2 separate regions of the Homo sapiens genome follow, and region 1 is linked to region 2. The links are chromatin loops, found by intact Hi-C in ENCODE. Cell type or tissue: psoas muscle. All regions are shown on one strand.

The links. Hi-C counts contacts between places; a loop is a spot of excess contacts. Peaks named below come from ENCODE experiments on the same cell type or tissue, not always from the same donor. Only the 100,000 strongest peaks of a DNase experiment are listed, where the experiment ranks them.
Region 1: a loop joins it to region 2, with 2.0 times the contacts of the local background. A loop is called at or near these places in 3 of 110 quality-filtered maps.

What each region holds. Positions count from the first base shown.
Region 1 is chr16:66,731,482-66,733,981 of GRCh38, forward strand. It overlaps DYNC1LI2 (dynein cytoplasmic 1 light intermediate chain 2), which reads right to left. Exons shown (of 13, transcript NM_006141.3): 7 at 858-993. Among named protein-coding and RNA genes, the nearest start is that of DYNC1LI2, 19 kb to the right of the region's middle. In psoas muscle, no CTCF peak of the experiment used is centred here; no DNase peak of the experiment used is centred here.
Region 2 is chr16:66,801,065-66,803,564 of GRCh38, forward strand. It overlaps TERB1 (telomere repeat binding bouquet formation protein 1), which reads right to left and starts at 520. Exons shown (of 19, transcript NM_001136505.2): 1 at 404-520. NAE1 (NEDD8 activating enzyme E1 subunit 1) reads right to left here. Exons shown (of 20, transcript NM_003905.4): 20 at 1,814-2,054. The coding sequence ends at 1,945. In psoas muscle, no CTCF peak of the experiment used is centred here; no DNase peak of the experiment used is centred here.

The sequences.
Region 1 (2,500 bases), 70 kb before region 2:
TCCAGTCCGCCTGGGATCTACCATTTGTCTTCCAGCATCACCCTCCTGCTTTCCCTGCCATACTTCCTCCATAACCCCATCACTGCCCTTCCCTTCTTCAGCTGTGTATGTCCCCTCTAGACAGTGCCATATGCAAGGAACACGTATCATTCATTTCTGTGTCCTTTGCAGAGAACCTGAGCACCTAGTGGGTGCTGAATAAGGTTTCCTGAATGAATAATGTAATTGTTTGTTAAGTCAGGAGGATACTGAAGCCTGAACATCAATCTGCTAACACAAGTCTTGTCAGAGACCACAGCTTCATATTTATGCATCCAGCAACACTATGATTCTCCAGTGAGAGAAAGACACCAGCTTAGGAAAACAGGTATCCAAGTCTCTATCGAGGACAATCAATCCCGGTGGCTCCCAAAATGTGAAATGCCAGAAGCACAGTAAGCACTTAATATAGCGAAAGCCCATGCTGACAGAGATGCCGAGAGGATGTTTGCAGTCATCCCTGCCAACACACAGATAAAGCAGGCGCTTTAATAGAAGACATTCAGGATCCCCCAAGCACAATTCCCTATATTCCCTCCCCAGCCAGTATTTTACCAGAGTTGACAGTGAGTGCCAAAAATGGCTGGCTTAGGTTTTGGCAACTTGCTCTCGAGGAAGAAAGGCAGCACCCCTGACCACACCACCCACTTCCCTCAGGCAGATGCCTCATAATCCGGAAAGGAACAGAGAGAAGGTGCAGTGAGAGAGCTGGCTGTAGAAGACACAGACAGAAGGCACCTTCCTTGAAGGGGTAAAATGTAAAAAGCAAATGTACTTTAAAAAGAAGAGTTTCAAAGCATCAGCTCAAAATAACTCACATAAAAACGGCATCCTTTTCCACAACTAAGGCAGGTGTGGTGAAGTGGAAACCGTATGTTTTATGAACAATATACTTATACAACAAGTCGAGGTTTTTCTCTTCTTTCACTGATGTGTAAATCAAGGCAGCTCCATCTAATCAATCTGCTCAAGAAAAATCAATTCACTGCAGGAGGAGACAAAATCGAACACATACAACCTCAAAGTACTACTCATAGGTTGATCAGTTTTTGATCAATATATGAGCAACAGAAAGCATTACAATTTTAAAAACTAAAACGCTTATAGTATTACATAGGCATACTGCACACTGGTAAAAATAAATAAATAAATAAAAAAGTAAAAAGGTCATAGTAGCAGATGAATGAAGTCAAAAGCATAAAGCTATGTTGATGCTAGTGGGCTGTAGAGTTTATTTTTTAACGTGTAAATTGTTGTCTTGATCCCACAGATTACTTCCTGAGAAGTAAAGTATTGGCTCTGAGGTTAGCCCAGGAAAACACTCTCAGAGTATCAAGGTACACAGATTCCTTCCCAGACAGATGCCTACATGCGACCAAATTTATCATTAAACCCATCTTTTGAGGGATGGGTGCCAACAGGCTAATGGGCCATCCCAAAAAAGATGGCAGGAACTCATCTCTCACCTCCACCCCAGGGTGTGGAACCACGGCACCAACTGCTATTGGCTTTTTATAGTTAACAGGACTCAAAAGACTACAGACACCACCTCTCTATCATGGACAGCACAAAACATAAACATATGGGAAACACCAGTAGCCTATAAAACAATACCCTGTTTGGTAATTGACCTTTTCTACATAAAAGCAAAGTTTAAAAATATTTCTAAGACAGTATGATAAAAGTAATTTGATGATAAAATGATCACATTAAATTCTTAATAGGAAAGCTTATCAAATGTATAGCATTAATTAAAAGTGGGCAGACACAGTGGCTCACGCCTGTAATCCCACCACTTTGGGAGGCCAAGGAGGGCAGATTACTTGAGGTCAGGAATTCGAGAATAGCCTGGCCAACATGCTGAAACCGTCTCTACTAAAAATACAAAAATTATCCAGATGGCCAGGCATGGTGGCTCGCGCCTGTAATCCCAGAACTTTGAGGGGGCCGAGGTGGGTGGATCACATGAGGTCAGGAGTTCGAGACTAGCCTGGCCAACATGGTGAAACCCTGTTCTCTACTAAAAATACAAAAACTAGCCGGGTGTGGTGGCTCATGCCTGTAATCCCAGCTACTTGGGAGGCTGAGGCAGGAGGGTCGCTTGAACATAGGAGGTGGAGGTTGCAGTGAGCCGAGATCATGCCACTGTACTCCAGCCTGGACGACAAGAGTGAAGCTCTGTCTCAAAACAAACAAACAAAAATCTGGAAGTGGTGGCGCACACCTGTTGTCCCAGGTACTCAGGAGGCTGAGGGAGGAGGATTGCTTGAACCCAGGAGCACAAGAGCTAAGACTGCACCACTGTACTCCAGCCTGGGTGACAGAGCAGACTCTGTCTCAGAAAAAAAATTAAAAAATACGCCGAGCGCAGTAGCTAACAGCTATAATCCCAGCACTTTCGGAGGCTGAGGTAGGTGATCACTTGAGGTCAGGAATTTGAGACTAGCCTGGCCAAAGTGGT
Region 2 (2,500 bases):
CAGGACACTGGTTAGCCGCGCGGGCCACTCGTGAGCCATCAGCACCCTCAGCAGGCCCTCCCCGCTCAGGTGCTGTGTGACATGCGGCCCGGCCCTGGCCCTGGGAAACGACCTCACCGGTGGGTCCCACCCTCTCCACACATCAAAGTCACCTGGGGAGGCGCCTGGGGAGTCAGAAGTGAAATAGGGGGGAATACTGCCAGGCTTTACACGTCTCTAAATGGTGCATCACGTGATGACTGTCTCTTCCCGCCAAGGGCTGTGGGGACTACAGCCGGGGCCTGGCACCTGCTCATAAAGGCCCCGTCCCCCCAACTCGACCCTTCTCACGTGGGCTAAGGGCCTGACGGGGCGGTAAGACATCCTGGCCGGCCCAACCCGCCTTACACAGGCGCCAACATACAGAGTTTCCAAGCGCGGTAAGGCAGGACAACAACGCGCGGGAGCGGAGGCCGTGGCGTCTACCCTCAAGCGGGAGCTTCCGCCCTTTCTTCATCACCGCTCACCTGCCACGACGCACGACAGGGTTTCCCGCCCAGCCGACCAGGCTCACGTCCGTGGGCGGGACTTCCGGCCGGCAGCCCCGCCGCCCCTGCAAGGTGTCTTACGCTTCCGCGGGTGCCCTAGGTTGCCAAGGGCAATGGGGTGGTCGGTGTCCCGGCCGCAAGATTTTTTAAAAAGCTACAATTTGAAAGAGAAATCTCACCGCCCCCGGTTTTTAGGGTTTTTACCTCAGACGAGCATTAGCCCCAAAATTAGGGGACTGTGCACGCGGTTGACGAGGCCTGGCTATGGGACGGTGGCCGCGAAGCACAGGACGGCGAAGCCCCAACCTCCCCTCCACCTGGCATCTGTGCTGTGTGTTCTCCCTTTTGTTGGGCACCTCGCTAATCGTCACCACAGCCCCACAGGGGCAGCCAGGCCTCCACCTCACCAGGGGGCTTCCGGAGTTCAGTCCAGGAGGACTTCTCCGCGCCTGGACCAAAGGATCAGAGTGGGGCCAAGGCCTGTCCCTTGCCGCCTCTGCCGTAAAATGCAGCCCATGGGACTGCTAGGCGATGAAGGCGAGGGGAAGGTCCCCGATACAGTGAAGAACAGCCAAAGAATGGCTGACACATTAGCGTCTGGAAAACCAAGTCCCTGTGAGGTACCCTAGCAAATCTAACAGGTTCTCACTTAAGAGACGCTGGCCTCAGAGACAGTTGCAGCAGATTAGGGGCCTTAGCTACTAAGAGTCATGCACCACGGACCACGTTCCTCAGCCCTAAGTATTAATACATCAAGCCCAAAACCGGGAACTGCCCCCACTTCTGGATTCTGGATTTCCACTCTGTTTGCATCTACTACTTCCTTTTTTTTTTTGCCCTCTAATATGCTGGTGAATGCTATTAGTCCCATGTGATTAAATTTAAGAGTATATATAATATGAGTAGAATGACCCCATAAAATTTCAAGAAGTAGGTTAGGCAGCCAAAACTCAAGTTAATTAAGATAATACTACATACAAGGGGATGGTCTTGTTTTCTGGGAAAACTACATATCCAGAAATATCTTTTTAAATTCTATTCATTTTAACAAATGATGATGGTCCTAAAATGTCCATAGCTAACATCTGCACATGGCTTAAATTCATTATTGAAGATGGTAAGAAAAAAAATTTTTAATTATCTCTAATAAAACACAAGGATAATCTATGACAAGTAACTTTGAAATAGCAAGCCAATATTGATGCTCAGTGAGAAATGGATAGGATTCATTTTCTAGGAAAATGACTGTCTCCTTTCCCCTCCCCACAAAGAACAAGACTACATTATTACAAATGAGAAAAATGTTTATTAAGAAAACAATTTAGCAGCTCTCCTTTAGAATTTTACAGACTAAAGCACAACCCGAAGGCAATTACAGTTTCAATCATTAACACACTACTTAAGGTGCTTGCTTACTCTACAACTGGAAAGTTGCTGAAGTTTGTGACATGCCACTGTAAATGTAAGTATTATTAAAAATTACAAATTGTTTGGTGATTATTTTGATGACCTCTTGAGCAGCAGCTCCTGAAAGGAAAAAGGAGAAAAGCAAATCTTTGAAAGAGTAAACTTCAAGAGTTACATACTCAATTCTGTAAAGAAACTTTTCCTTTTCAAAAGCAAAGGTGTTTTAAAGTGACCCAAAACAGATGCAGTTAGCTTACTGAGTCATATCAACATAAAAGCCTATAATTCTTTTTGTTATTAAAGGAAATCTAAACAGTAGTGTGGTTGACCAAACTTTAAAGGATACACACAGGCATAAAAGATTCTCAAAGGACACCCTACTGCTGCATTTGAATTTTACCTTGTATCTGTTTTATAATAAAAAAGGAGAAAGGTATATTTGTTCTGAATGCATTTGTAATTTAGGAAGGATCTATATTAAATATCGCCAGACCGCTATATTTACTCAAAACAAAAAAACTACTAAGAAAAAAACTTGTGCATCTTCTATAACCTGAAGATTCCTC